Linked DNA regions of Mus musculus: regions 2 and 3 are each linked to region 1. The links are chromatin loops, found by intact Hi-C in ENCODE. Cell type or tissue: heart. All regions are shown on one strand.

Region 1 (5,000 bases):
CCCACTCTGGCTTGTATGTTGGTTCCAATCGATAAAGCTCCATTGACAGATACAACATTGTCCCCCTGCAGTCCAGAGTTCACAGCCAGGATCAGTCTGGGTTATATACATAGGCTGGAGGCGTTAGCACACATGCAACTCCACAGACCCCACTGTAGGCTTGTCCAGAGGCCACTTCCTGAGTCTCTTAATCTAAAAAAGCTCAAAACAGGAAAGCCAGTTACCACTTCCCTCCTTCCTGGGATTAAGATTCCTTCTCCTCTTCCTCCCCTCCCTCTTCCTCCTCTCCCTCTTCCTCCTCTCCCTCTTCCTCCTCTCCCTCTTCCTCCTCCTCCTTCCCTCTCACTCTCCCCCCCTCCTCCTCAGTGTAGTGGTAGGAGGGAACCTAGGGTTTAGTGTGTGTGTGTCTATGTGTGCGTGCGTGCGTGTGTGAAGTGTGGTCAGAGGACAACCTGTAGAAGTTAGTCCTCTCCTGCCATGTGGACTCCTGGGATTGAACCCAGGTCATCAGGCTGAGTGGCACGTGCCTTTTCCCGAAGCCCTCCTTCCCTTTCTCTTGCTGTGATCAACACCAGGACCAAAAACACCCTGGAGAGGAAAGGGTTGATTTTGCCTCACACTTTCAGGGAACAGTGCACCTCTGAGGGACCTCAGGACAGGAACCTGGAGGTGGGAGCTAGTGCACAGACTGCACCACAGCTCACTGCTTGCTCTCCTGGTCACCAGCCAGTGGGTGCTCCACCTCCACATCAGTCACGAATCACAAAAGTGTCCCAAGGAGACATTTTCTCAACCTGAGGCTCCTTCTCCGATTGCCTTAGCTTGTGTCAAGGTGACCGACAGACAAACCTAAGCCCCACACCCACAGACTCGTCAGTACCCTTGGATGTCTGTTGTTTTGTGACAGTATCTCAGTACATGACCCAAGCTGCCTAGATCTTCCTTCTTTCTTCCTTCCTTCCTTCCTTCCTTCCTTCCTTCCTTCCTTCCTTCCTCTTTTATCTTTTGTTGTTGGTGGTGGTTTTTTTTTTTTTTAAGGGGGGAGCATCTCTCTACATAGCCCTGTCTGTCCTGGAACCCACTCTGTAGACCAGGCTGGCCTCAAACTCAGAGATCCACCTGCCTCTGCTTCTCAAGTGCTAGGATTAAAGGCATGTTCCACCACCGCCCAGCTAAAATATTTTTAATTAAAAATAAGATTTATTTTTATTTTACCTGAATGAGTGTTTGCATGTATGTGTTGGTACCATCTATGTGCTTGGTACCTGTAGAGGTCAGAAGAGGGTCCTGGATTCCCTGTAACTGAAGTTACAGACAGTTGTGAGCCACCATGTAGGTGCTAGGAATGAAACCCAGGTCCTCTGTAGGAGCAGCCAGTGCTTTTAGCCATGGAGCCATCTCTTCTGTCCTGGCTTTTTATTTTTTATTTTCTTAAAGCAAACTGGGAGGTGATGTAGCTCAATGGTGGATCAAGTGTTTGCCTGGCACATTTCAGAAGCTCTGGGCCCCTTCCCTAGTCTCACCATCACAAAACCTGTCCTCTCTTCCCACTGAGGAGGAACCAGTACAGAATCCACAGGCCTTGGACCTTGGTAGATGTTTGTGAGAAGGTGTGGAGGCCACAGTGGGGGCCTAACCAAGAAGACATGTCCTTTCTATCTAGAGTAGGGTTGTCAGGGTAATGGGAGGTGATTGGGAAGGGGCAGCCTGGGGTTCAGGGTACACTGAAGGTTTCGGGGCTCCTCACCTCACTTCTCCCATTCCCCAGGGTGGTCTGTATGAAGCGGTGAACGAAGTCTACAAAAACCTTATCCCCATCCTTGAAGCCCACAGAGACTACAAGAAGCTGGCTGCGGTGCACGGGAAACTGCAGGAGGCCTTCACCAAGATTATGCACCAGGTGGGCCCTAGGCCGCTGCTCCCATTCCCGGGTAGGCCCTCTCCAGCCCCTCCTTGACCTGGGACCCCTAATCTTGCCTCCTCTTTTCCCACAGAGCTCTGGCTGGGAGGTGAGTCCTGGTGAACAGTGGTCAACGAACACTAGGGGGCGCCAGAACAGCATGGCACCCCTCCATAGGGGCCTGAGCTCAGTGGTTGATGACGCACAGTCCCCTACTTATTCCCTTCCCCCAAATGCCCCATCTCAGGGGCAGCCTGTGAGTCACCCAGCTGGGAACTCTCCAGAGACACCCCTCCCTCGGGTAGGACCAGCTCAGTCACCACCAGGACTGTGGGTGGAAGAGGAATGGGGCTATCTCTCCCTCTCCGTCTCATTCCTTTTCTCCCTCTGCCTTAGGGCTCCCACGCTCTCTCCATCTCAGTCTCCCGACTCCCGGCTTTGCTCGGGACAACTACTCCTCATCTCTGTCAGGGTGCTCCCCACAAATCCCGCCTTGCCTTCTCCTTTCTATTTTTAGGCATCTCTCAGTTGAGGGAGAATTTTCTGGCCAAAGATGGCAGAAACCCAGAGCCCTAGGCAGGCTGGGTGGGGGCAAGTGGGTAGGTCCCCGCCTTTCCTGCATCGGAGATCTCCTTCTCCCTCTACAGAACGATTCTCATAGGGGGGTATAAGCAGGACCCTGGGAGGGGTAACTCTGACCTCTGACCTCTCCAATGACTGCATCTCTCTGTCTCCCATCTTTCCATTCTTGTTTCTGGCCACACAATGTCTGCCCCACCCTGTCTGGATCGGCTTTGGTGAGTGAATTTGGAATGATCCCACCTCCTTCCCCCATGGGTTGGGGAATGGTGTCTAGGGGTGTTTTTAGCCCCTTCCACATATGGGGCTAAAAACAGAGAGAATATCCTAGAGCTAGAGCCTAGCATCCCAGGACAGGAGGCAGCTCAGTATGTTCCTTAGCCACTCAGTCACCAGGGCACCTGGTAGGCCTGGGTCCCATGGGTACTGAGGTAGAGCTGGGAGCAACTCCACTCTAATTTGCTATTGGAATGCCTATGATGAGTGCCCAGCCGGTGAAAACTACAGAAACTCAAGTTTATGTTAAGCAAGGAAATTGACATAAGACTGGAACTCAGAAGGCTGAGACAGGAGGATACCCTGGTCTACATAGTGAGTTCCAGGTCAGCCAGGGTTATGTAGAGAGATCCTGTCTCAAATAAATAAACAAGCAAACAATTTTTTTAAGTTAAAAAAAAATTTGGCTGGGGTCTTAGCAAAGCCATAGAGTCCCAAGCTGGAATCTTGCAGTGAGAAGCTGGGGTGTTACTCAGCCCTGGAGTGCTCCCTTAACACGGGGCCTCTGAGTTCAATCGCAGCACACATATACACGTGAAAAGCCGGTGACCAGCCTTTGTGATCCGGGTCCCCTGGCATGTTCCTCTGTCTCACCCCTGTGTCTGAGATCCCCAGACAGGCTCCTGAGGTTCAGGGTTCCCCATCCCAGCTTGGTTCCCTCTCCATCCCACCCTGAGTGTGTCTGGAGTAGAGGCCATCTGCAGAGAGGCCTCCATGCCAACACCACTGGCTTCTCTCAGCCCAGCGTGTATTTGGGACATATTTCCGAGTGGGCTTCTATGGCACACGATTTGGTGACCTGGATGAACAAGAGTTTGTGTACAAGGAACCGTCAATCACGAAGCTTGCAGAGATCTCACACCGGCTGGAGGCACGTCCTGGCGCTGGGAGGTGGGCTAGGCAATGTGAGTTACAGTGGGGGCTGCCCCAGCTGACCCGGAGTCAACCCCGTGTCTTTAGGAGTTCTATACGGAAAGGTTCGGGGATGATGTGGTAGAGATCATCAAAGATTCTAACCCAGTGGACAAGTCCAAGCTGGACCCACAGAAGGTGGGTCCTCTGGTCCCTCCCTGCCCCCAAAATCCAATATTGGCGTTTGCATGGTGGGGGCAAGTCCGGTTTCTTGGGAGAGTCTGGTACATCCAGTTATAGGAAGAGCTGGGCCTTTCGATTCAAAGGGTTCAGGCCTGCAGGGACCAGGACCTCAGGCTGGAGCTGTGGTGTCAGGTGGACCCCGCACCACTCCCATCCTCTTACTCGGCCCCGTGTTCCAGGCGTACATACAGATAACCTATGTGGAGCCACATTTCGACACTTATGAGCTCAAGGATCGGGTGACCTACTTCGATCGGAACTATGGGCTGCGGGCCTTCCTCTTCTGCACACCCTTCACACCAGATGGACGTGCGCACGGAGAGTTGGCCGAACAGCACAAACGCAAGACGCTGCTGAGCACGGAGCATGCCTTTCCCTACATCAAGACACGCATCCGAGTGTGCCACCGTGAGGAGGTGGGACCCCAGACCCCTAGGGAGGGGAGGGAGATTCGGGGACTCAAGGTCCAGGGGGAGACTTTTCCAGGGAGGAAAAGGCAGAGGAACCCCACAAACAGTGCATTTCAGGGATGCTGGATTTGGGAAGAAAGAGATGGGGATATAGCAGATTGGGTTTGGGCAGTAGAAGGACCCAGGCTGTAGGCTCCAGATGCAAGCCTCTACCATCCAGCCTGGAGAAATGTGGATATCTCAACTGTAGAGTCCCTAGACCCGAGGGCAAACAGCAAGTGAAACAGACCAGAAACCCCAGCTGAGTCAAGACCCACCAGGGAGCACAGATCTCCAGCACTGATCATAGCCTGGGACCCTCCTGCCCCACAGAACATCACAGGCCCCAGCAGGTGTATCCAGACACGCAGACACATGTACTCATGATACATGTACTCATGTACACGCAGACACATGTACTCATGATACACACACCCCACTCACTCCACAGACAGTGCTGACACCAGTGGAGGTGGCCATTGAGGACATGCAGAAGAAGACCCGGGAGCTGGCCTTTGCCACCGAGCAGGACCCTCCAGATGCCAAGATGCTGCAGATGGTTCTCCAGGGTTCTGTGGGACCCACTGTGAACCAGGCATGGCTGGAGTTTCGGGGGGTGGGGGGCAGGATGCTGGCCACCGTGGGCCTCCAGTTGCTATCCAGGACCCTCATGAGTCTTCTCGCCCAGTAGGGTCCCTTGG
Region 2 (5,000 bases), 52 kb after region 1:
TCACCTAAATAGCACCTTCTGCTCTTCCAAGGGATCTGGGTTCGATTCCCACCATCCACAGAGTTAAATGTCTTTAGCTGTAGTTCAGGAGATTGGAGCCTTCTGACTTCATCATGTGCCAGGCACACACAGTGTGCAGACACATGTAAGCGAACCACTCATAAAATACATAAATCTTACCAAAAAACCCAGCAGAGCAGCAGGAACCAACAACGAGGCTTTGCACAAGAAGGGCAAGTGCCCAGCTGCTCAAACTCCTGACCCTCTGGTGGCAGGGGAGCCTCACTCCCTTCCCTGGAGGAGCACTGGGGGCTGACTCCAAGGTCCAGTGAGTGAGGACTGTGGCCCAGCACCCTGGAGAGCCCCCAGCTCTGCATGCCTAGGCTCTGAGTCACTGCCCAGCACTGGCTGGCTGCCTGGGACATCTTGGGGCCAGGCCACAGCCTCCTGCCCAAATTCCTACCCACAGCCTGACTTGCTCCTTCTAAGAGAACCAGCCAGAAGGAGGAGCAGTCCTGAATCTAATTTACAGATGAGGTAAACTGAGGGACGGATCCATCTGGCCATTTCCCTTAAGTCCCAAGACATTATATGAAGTCCAGGGGTTGACCCATTCACCTGTGTTCTACTGCCACCAATCCCTAAGGCACATAGTGTCTTCCTCTGAAGTGTCACCAGGACTAGGTGGTTTTTTAGGACAGTGGTAAGAGCACCCAGCAGGTGGCCAGCCCCTTTCTCCAGTCTCTCCCTCTTTCTGTTGGGGTTAGCTGCAGTTAAGAGCTGTTTCCTTAAGCAGGAAAGATGCATAGACCTAGGAAATGAGCAGGAGGAGCCAGGCAGCCAGATTTGAAGGCTGTCTCCTCATGACACAAGGGCTGGGCTGGAGGCTGGAGAGATGGCTCAGTGGTTAAGAGCACTGACTGCTCTTCCAGAGGTCCTGAGTTCAAATCGCAACAACCACATGGTGGCTCACAACCATCTGTCATGGGATCTGATGCCCTCTTCTGGTGTGGCTGAAGACAGCTACAGTGTACTCATATAAGTAAAATAAGTAAATCTTTAAAAAAAAAAAAAAAGCTGGGCTGGTGTGGGGGACAGGATCGGTTGTCTGTTATGGGCATGACCACACTTGGACTCTACCTGTGACCTCTGTTGTTGGGGCCACTCTCACCTGGATCTCGGGACCTCCTAATAGGTCCTTTTTACTGTGTGTCTGTATGGAGAGTCACAGTATGTAGGGAGGTAAGTGCAGGCCCCGGGGTGCAGGCATGCTTGTGAGAGGTAAGGGATCAGTTCTCTCACCTTTACAAGGATTACGACCAGATCAAACTCGATCACCAGGCTTGGAAGACAAGCGCCCTTACCTACCCTTTGAGCCACAAGCACATTCAGGCTCCTGCTGGCTGAATGGTTCTGTGGCAGCCATACTTGTAAGTGGCTGGAGCTATGGAAGTATGCCTGGCTGCGCGCATCATCTGGAAATGGAAACTAAACCCAGGCTGGAGATTTGTCTCAGGTTTCACACCTGGTAGGTGTTTGAGCTCCGGGGTGGGGGTGGGGGTGGGGGGACTCTCAATCTCCTGCTAGGAAGGAGGTCAGCACACCTGGCAATAAGGAAGTGACAGGGGATAAAATGCTGGGGGGGGGGGGGGAGGCTGGGAGGGTAGAGATGGTGACACAGAATAATGCTAAGCTGGGAGCAAGCTAAGGACTGCCACCAGGCAACCGCAGAAAGCATCTTGATCAATCTGGGCCTGCAGTCCACAGTATAGGGGGAAGATTTTCCAGACAGCCAGTGGCTCTGCTGAGTAAGAGACTGATCTAATTAAGCTCCAAGCTTCTCCCACACACTCCCTACAAGGCCTGGCCAAAGGGCGGGACAAGGGAAGGACAGAGCTCCTCTAGGGCAGGAAGCAGATTCGAGTAGGGGTGTCAGACAAGACACAGGAAATCTAGGGAGACTTTCCCCAGGCAGGCTGAGTAGGAGTGATATTCCTGAGAACTTAATCTCAGAAAACCACAGTGGGAGCTGGAGCCGCAGCGGGCGCTGGGGAATGCTGGCTGCCTAGCAGAGCACCCTTCCCACTGTCTCCCCCGTGCCATTCCCGCTGGGGCTCCAAGCTGGCTCACCACACACAGCTGTGGGCTCAGACACTGTGAGTTGGAAGGGACCACAGCCTGGGGGGCTGGTGGTCAGCGGGGAACAGCAGTTCGTGTGTCAGAAATCAGCTGCTGCCTGCCATTCTTGTCCTGGGCAGAACTGAATCCACAGAGACGAGGCAGGCAAGACCACCATCACTTGCCCACCCTGGGTCAGATAGGTACTGCACACACGGGTACACATCCAGGTCTTTCACTGATTGCTATTCTGAGCCCAGAGAACTGCAGGCAAAGAAGACGGGAGAGCAGAAAAGGGGACCCTGACCCAAGTACCTCCCATTCCCCTCGCTAGGTAGGCACTGCACAGTGAGTTAAACACCAGCCCTTCAGTGCCTGTTGGTAAGTAAAGTGTTTTTAAGACAGAGTCATGGGCCCCAGGTTGGTCTGAAACTCACTATGTAGGGGAGGATGACCTTGAACTCCTGATCTTCCTGCCTCCACCTCCCCAGGGGTAGGGTGACAGGTACGGGTGAGGACACTTGGCTTTGCAGGGCCTTGAAAATAAAAGCTGAAGCCCAGGATCAGAAATGCTCACCAATGGGTGGTGGCACTCCACTTTAATCCCACACCCTGGAGGCAGAGGCAGGCAGATCTCCAGTTCGTGGCCAGCCTGGTCTACAGAGGGAGTTCTACAACAGCCAGAACCACACAGAGAAACCCTTGTCTTGAGAAGAAGAAAGTCAGTCCATCACCTTCCATGCATGATGTCCCGTGGGAGCCCCACACCTGCTCTCCAGTCTGTTAACTCCCAGGACGTGGAAGCTCCACCATGCTGTTAGCCACACATGCCAGCACCATGACTCAGGGAGGCAGTCCTTGAAGGCCTGTGAAGCCACGGGCTTTCCAGGCCACTTGCTTCTCCACTTTCTCTCTGAGGCAGTTTGGCTCTTGCCCCAAACAAAGGGCAGAAGGAAGGACGGATGTGCCACCCCGTGGATTCAGAGGAGATGGCAGGCCTGGGTAGAGGTCCCACCAGTCTGGCAGAAGGTGGAATTACTGGGCTAACGAGGCTCTGAAGTGCACAGGGTCACACAGAAAACTACAGCAGAGCCAGGGTCGGAGCCAGGTTGTTTGTCTAGTGTATCTCCATTCCTGTTCTGTTTCCCCAAGACTCTTTCCCTGAATTTTTCTTTTCTTTTTTCCCTTCAGGGGGAGGGGAGGGAGTTCGAGACAGGGTTTTCTCTATGTAGCCCTGGCTGTCCTGGAACTCACTCTGTAGACCAGGCTGGCCTCGAACTCAGAAATCCGCCTACCTCTGCCTCCCAAGTACTGGGATTAAAGGCGTGAGCCACCACACCTGGCTAAGATTTATTTATTATATGGAAGTACATTGTAGTTGTCTTCAGACACACCAGAACAGGGTGTCAAATCTCATTCCTGATGGTTGTAAAACCCTGTCTCGAAAAACCATAAATAAATAAATAAATAAATAAATAAATCTTAAAAAAAAAAAAAAGACTTGCTCTTTGGTTAGTGTGCTCACCTTCATCATCCCTCGTGGATGTGTGAGACAGAGAATAATGCCTCTGTCTTAAAAAATACCCCTCGTGGATGTGTGAGACAGAGAGAATAATGCCTCTGTCCTAAAAAAGACGGCCGGTGAGAGACACAGCTCAACACTAACACTGGGAAGGCTGAGGCAGGTGAGTTTAGTCTGGGTTTTCAAGTTTATAATGAGGTTGGTTGGATGTTATTCTATGGCAGGCTCACTGATGTCCCAGGAGGGGGTCAGGGAAGTCGCTGTGCAGACAGAAAGGCAGCGGCTGGGACAGAGGAAGAAAGTATACAAGCAGAGGAGACAGAACCAAAATGTCTAGATTACCTAATAGAGCCTTGGGGAGAGGAAGCCCCGCCCCTGGGCTGCAGGGGCTGGAAAGTTCAGGGTAGACTGTGGGGTGTACCTACCTATGTGCCCAGCAACAGGTAGGGACTGCAGGATACTGGGAGAACTTGTAGGCCAGGTCTGCTTTGGTATTTAAAATAGGCACTTCAGCTACTCTTCCTGGCCCTGCAACCCAACACAGGCTACATTGTGAGATCCTGGCTCCAAACTACCAAAACCACGCAACTCAAACAGAAGGCACAGCTAGCGAAATGGTGGACTCAGCAGCTAAGGACGCTCACTTTGTCACCAGGGGCACGGCGCACACTCGAGCACCAGCTTAGCAAGATGGGAGTTCTCTGAACCTTGTAACCCCTGACTCTGAGCAGAGCAGAGCCAGGCTGGGCCTTGTTGGCATTAGACATAGCTGAGGGGGCCCCAGGTTCAGGGAAGAACTTTGCCTCAAAGGAACAATTTGGAGTTTCAGGACACCCACACGGAGAGAGGTGCGTGACCCCCTCCCCCCCACACACACACAAGCCTGTTCCTAAGCCTGGGTGAATACAGAGAAGTGGCTTCACAAAGCTATCCTCCAAGCCTCCCGATGCCTCCTCTGCACCCCACACCTCACACACATAAGGATGACAAAGTTTCCAAAAAAGAATTTAATCCATCACAGTATGATATTTTCAGCCTATAAAAACATCTGAACAAGGGTTTCAAAGCAGTTCCCACCCACTCAAAGCAACGCACAGGACAGGCCTGAGATCAGCCCATTCAAATCATCTTTGTATACAGAGCATCCCAGAGTATCACCCCAGCCTAACCTGGAGAAATTGCAGAGAGGTGCAGCAATCAGGGTTTGCAAAAATAAATAGATTTAATACATATGTGTGATATCCTTGAATATACAGAATGAAAACCGAGCCAGGTGCCATCGGCACATTACAGAGCTCTTTACAAGTGTCCCAGTGGGCTGGGCAGTGTGCCCTTGTGTCTTGAGTAGTGGACAGGTGGA
Region 3 (5,000 bases), 110 kb after region 1:
CAAATTCAAGAGATCCACCTACTACCCCTGCCTCCTGAGTGCTGGAATTAAAGGCATGCACCACCACCACCACCAAATCACCAATTCTTATTTTTTGGTTGGTTTTTCGAGACAGGATTTCTGTGTAGCCCTCACTGTCCTGGAACTCACTTTGTAGACCAGGCTGGCCTCAAACTCAGAAATTCGCCTGCCTCTGCCTCCCAAGTGCTGGGACTAAAGGCCTGTGCCACCACGCCCGTCTCACCAATTCTTTTAAAGACAGAATCACATGTGTCCCAGACTAGCCTTGAATTCACTTCTGATGCCTCTGCACCCCCTCCCTGAATGCTGGGGGCTATGGGTGTGTACTTCTGCAGTACTGGGATGGAACCAAGGGTCTTGTATATACCACCTAAATATTCTGGCATCGGATAAACAGACCAGTCCTGCTTATTGTTCTTATTGTGGTCTCATGTTGGTCAACAATGGAATCTGAGCATAAGGTTTAAGAAGCCTGGAACACTGTCTGTGGAGCCCAGTGCTGTACGGGACACAATTTCCAATACCTCCATTTGGGGAAGAGATCCTGAATATGGCACTAGAGGAAGTCAGGCTGATAATGGAGCCTGTGACTACAGGTCCACAGGAATGGGGACTAGGGAGTAGGAGCAAATGGACAGCAAACTGACCGAGGCTAGAGGCAGACAGGGGAGGCCCAAGGTCTGTCTGCAGCAATGGGCAGGACTGGGTGGCCACAGCCCAGGCTCAATTTGTCAGCAATCCATCTGTAGCAACCTCCGTGTCAAAGAACACCTCAATCTTTTTTTTTTTGAGGCATCAGGAACCTGGGAACCAAAGGGTAATGGGTATTTTGGTCTAGCAGAACAAATGGGCTGGGGAGTTTGTGGTAACTAGATGTGGAGATCATGCCAGAGAGGTGAGTGGCTTACACACCACTTGTCGAGGCTTATTTAGTGGGACATAGAACCTTTGTTCAATATAAGGCCTTCCCAGGGATACAGGGTGCTGCTGACTCCAGGGGAACAGAGAACAGGAGGCAGGGGATCCAGCCCCCCTACCAGTCCTGCCTGTTTGCCTGTGAGCTGCAGGCTGATCACTGGTCTCATCATCACCTGCCTGCTTACTTTGGTGTGTAAATGTTTGGCCCAGGGCATGAAGCCCAAGATGAAATCTGTCTCTTAACCAGGACAGGTGGATCCTTTTCAAATAGATTCTAAGGTGAGCTCAGAGCCTTAAGTGGCTAGAACAAGGAAGTAGGCCACGGCTGCCCCAACTGAGTCGCAGAGTGAGCGCTGCATGTGGCCTGGCCTGTGGCTCATTTGGCCTTACTCTGGCCAGAGTCTGCTGCTAGCTTGTGGTTTTAGCCACAGACCTGGACCCACCAGGCAGCATGCCCAGATGTTACTCAAAGGTCCAGAGGCTGAAAAGCTAGGGGGCTCATTTGCTCCATCTTCCCTGAGGACTGCAGCACGACCCCCTCTACTTGGAAGAAGAGATTTAATTGTCCAAGTACCTCAGGCAAAGATCCACAGCCTGTCAGCAGGCATCTTCTCCCTTCCCCAAGCATTGACTCTCTTCTCTGAAAAACATCTTCCTTCTGCCTCTGTACACTGAGCAGGGGCCAGAAGAAGATAGTGTGGCCTGTTGAGAAGTCCCAGGCAGTGCTGCAATCTCTGGTTTATTTCTGGGCCTGAAACTCAGTGGCCTGACCTCTCAGTCTTGTTCTCCACTTGGAAACTGAGGCATAGAGATAGAACATAATTGTAAAATTTACCACTTTCAACCTTCCAGAAAAGAGAAGATGGAGTCAGATATGCTCAGCCTGGCAGTGTGTCTACCACCATGGAATGTCAAGTACAGATACCATTCCCCATCGTGCTACAACCCACAGTGTAAAACCTGAGGTCACCATGACCTCAGTACATAGCAGCAAGGTCTCTGGGAGGTCTGCAGCCCAGGCACAGCTGAGGGGTCCAAGGCTGGACACCTGGGTCAGCTGGCCATGAATGGCGCCCTCTAGTGCTCCAAAAGCTGTTCTTATGCACTTGAAAGATTCTGCTTGGTGCCCTTGTTTTTCCATGGTCCAAGACAAGGTAAAACCTCAACTCCTGACTCCATTTTAATTTTCTTTTCTTTTCTATTTTTTTTTGTTTTTTGTTTTTTGTTTTTTTGGGTTTTTTTGAGACAGGGTTTCTCTGTGTAGCCCTGGCTGTCCTGGAACACACTTTGTAGACCAGGCTGGCCTCGAATTCAGAAATCTGCCTGTTTCTGCTTCCCAAGTGCTGGGACTAAAGGTGTACGCCACCACGCCCAGCTTTAATTTTCTTTTTTTTTAAAAAGATTTATTTATTTAATGTATGTGAGTACACTGTAGCTGTCTTCAGGCACACCAGAAGAGGACATTGGATCTCATTACAGATGGTTGTGAGCCACCATGCGGTTGCTGGAAATTGAACTCAGGACCTCTGGAAGACCACTCAATGCTCTTAACCTCTGAGCCATGTCTGTAGACCTCACTCTTAACGTTCATCCATGTTTTGATTTCAAAGTTAAGACCTTGTGTTCCCCACCTCACTTCTCTGATGGGCCTTTGGCTGTTGTGTGCGACAGTGCTGGGGACAGGGCTCAGAGCACACGTGCCAGGCACAGCGTTATTCTTTTTTTTTTTTTCCCCGAGATAGGGTTTCTCTGGCTATCCTGGAACTCACTTTGTAGACCAGGCTGGCCTCTACCTCCCGAGTACTGGGATTAAAGGCGTGCGCCACCAAGCCTGGCTGGCGTTATTCTTGCTCTAGCAGCTCTCTAACATGGATGGAGCCTGAGACAGCAAGGAGAACAGAGTAGCTCCACTACAGGTAGCTAGGTAGTCAGGACCCTTACAGATCCCCGTGAGTTCCAGGCCAGCCTGGTCTACAGAATGAAGTCCAGGACAGCTAGGTCTATGCTGAGAAACCCTGTGGAGTAGGGTAGGGAGGAGCGAAGCACTGTGGTAATTCAGGTCCTTCAGGTTCCATTTTTAACTAGGCTCACTGCATATCTGAGTAGAGGGCTTTAGGAAGGAATCTGAAAAGATCCCAATCTGTAACCCCAATGCTCAGAAGGCTGAAGCAATTGGATTTCCTTAAAGTTGAGGCCAGCTTCGGCTATAAATAAAGCAAGTGCTTGCCTAAAAAACAATAAAGAGGTTAAGAGTACTGTCTGCTCTTCTAGAGGTCCTGAGTTCAATCCCCAGTAACCACAAGGTAGCTCATTACCATCTATAACGTGATCTGGTACTCTCTTCTGGCCTGCAGGACTATATACAGGAAGAGGACTATATACGTAATAAATAAGTCTTTAAAAAACAAATCAAAACAAAAACAAAACCCAACCAACCAACAACCCAAAAGGTTCAAACGTTTTCCTGAATATTTCATTTGATGGCTCAGAGTGCTCTGGCGGAAGACAGGTTCAAAGCACCTACATGGTGGCTCACAAGCATCTCTATATAACTCCAGTTCTTCTGCTCTCTGCCACCAGGCACACACAAGCTACAACACTCACATACATTAAAAGAGTAAAAAAAAATAAAAGTTTGATGTTTGTTAAGGCTGCATAGTGAGCTCTTGTCTAAAATAAGAAGTAAAACTGCAGTTTGATGCTACGGTGTTATTTCCCCCTCTTTTCTCTAGCACAGCCTGACAGAGGGTAAGGGTCATTGGACCTGACTTTGAATGCTGCCAGCCATGCCAGAGGCCAGTGCTGACTCAGAACCTTCTGGATGACAGGCATGTCATACACAATCTGTGGCCTCCGTCCTTGGGTGCTGCAAAGTGACCTCTGAGCCCTTGAAATGCCTTTCTGGGCAGGAGGTAGGGCTGTGATTTAAGCTGGTAAGTCTGGATCAGGCTGACCAGCAGAGGTAGTGGATACAGAGGTCAGTCATGTGAATGGCCAGATGTGAACACACAACCAAGTCCCAACAAAACCCCTGGGTGTCCAGGCATCCCTGAGGCTGGTGAGATGTCTCAGCGGTCAACACTGCTCTTCTGAAGGTCCTGAGTTCAAATTCCAGCAACCACATGGTGGCTCACAACCCTCCGTAATGAGATCTGATGCCCTCTTCTGGTGTGTCTAAAGACAGCTAAAGTGTACTTACATATAATAATAAATAAATCTTTGGGCCAGAGGGAGCAGAGGTTTTGAGTTCAATTCCCAGCAACCACATGATGGCTCACAATCATCTGTACAGCTACAGTGTATTCATATGCATTAAATAAATAAATAAATAAATCTTAAAAAAAAAAAGTTCCATTTATTACCAGAATTGTGGCTGTTCTGTTAGCTACTTCCCTTGGCCATTTTCATCTCCGCCTTTCTACCAGACTTTGCCTAAGCTCACAATGTACAGCCTAACAGCTTGTCTTGTCTTCCTAGGAGCAAGTTTAATTAAGTAAGTGTCAAAAGTACACACAAAATGAGCCACTGCTGTACCTAAACATAATTTTTGAAAATTTATTGAAAGAAAGAACGAACGAACGAACAAGAGAGTTTAACCGAGTAAGGTAGGTGGTATCTGACCAGAAAAATGAGGCAAGGCTGTCTTTCCTCAGGTGACACGTGATTGGGGCTATGAGGAATCCATGCTAGGGTGATGGGACCTGCTTCCAACGAAACCAGAGCTCACCGCCACCCTCAGACTCAGAGGCTTCCGGTGACGATCCTTTAATCCTTCCCTCTGTGGAGCCTAGATTCCTTGATACTGTCCACTCTAGTTAAACTCACACAGAAACCAAGTATCAAGCCCCAAGACCTCTTGTCCCCAGGGTCCTATATGCACACTGTCACTGCCTCACTAGGTGTGCAGCATTTAGGTTTCACTTAAAAAAAAAAAAAAAATAGGCTGAGCCCTGCAACAGAGCCATCTTGACAAACCAACTCTAAGAGAGTCTTCACCTTACCAACTGCACTACGATCACATTTTCTGTTCTCTGGAGACTGTCCTGTTCTACTGCTGGGTG

The links. A loop is a pair of places that touch in the nucleus more often than their neighbours do. Peaks named below come from ENCODE experiments on the same cell type or tissue, not always from the same donor. Only the 100,000 strongest peaks of a DNase experiment are listed, where the experiment ranks them.
Region 2: it touches region 1 in a loop (6-fold over the local background); 11 of 42 quality-filtered maps call a loop at or near these places.
Region 3: a loop joins it to region 1, with 2.5 times the contacts of the local background. A loop is called at or near these places in 14 of 42 quality-filtered maps.

What each region holds. Positions count from the first base shown.
Region 1 is chr9:21,801,619-21,806,618 of GRCm38, reverse strand. It overlaps Dock6 (dedicator of cytokinesis 6), which reads left to right. Exons shown (of 50, transcript NM_177030.3): 42 at 1,769-1,900; 43 at 1,995-2,009; 44 at 3,501-3,626; 45 at 3,716-3,805; 46 at 4,030-4,266; 47 at 4,751-4,894; 48 at 4,991-5,000. Gm39305 (a long non-coding RNA gene) reads right to left here and starts at 223. Exons shown (of 3, transcript XR_870577.2): 1 at 1-223. In heart, a CTCF peak has its summit at 2,039 (motif pointing right); DNase peaks (open chromatin) are centred at 2,138, 3,644 and 4,828; H3K4me3 peaks cover 694 bases; H3K27ac peaks cover 1,497 bases.
Region 2 is chr9:21,749,552-21,754,551 of GRCm38, reverse strand. Ldlr (low density lipoprotein receptor) reads right to left here. Exons shown (of 18, transcript NM_010700.3): 18 at 4,633-5,000. Among named protein-coding and RNA genes, the nearest start is that of Spc24, 8.3 kb to the left of the region's middle. In heart, CTCF peaks have their summits at 991 (motif pointing left) and 3,098; DNase peaks (open chromatin) are centred at 381, 1,861, 2,291 and 2,981; H3K27ac peaks cover 2,168 bases.
Region 3 is chr9:21,689,047-21,694,046 of GRCm38, reverse strand. All of the region lies in intron 29 of Smarca4 (SWI/SNF related, matrix associated, actin dependent regulator of chromatin, subfamily a, member 4), which reads right to left. Among named protein-coding and RNA genes, the nearest start is that of Gm26511, 32 kb to the left of the region's middle. In heart, a CTCF peak has its summit at 2,020 (motif pointing left); no DNase peak of the experiment used is centred here; H3K27ac peaks cover 267 bases.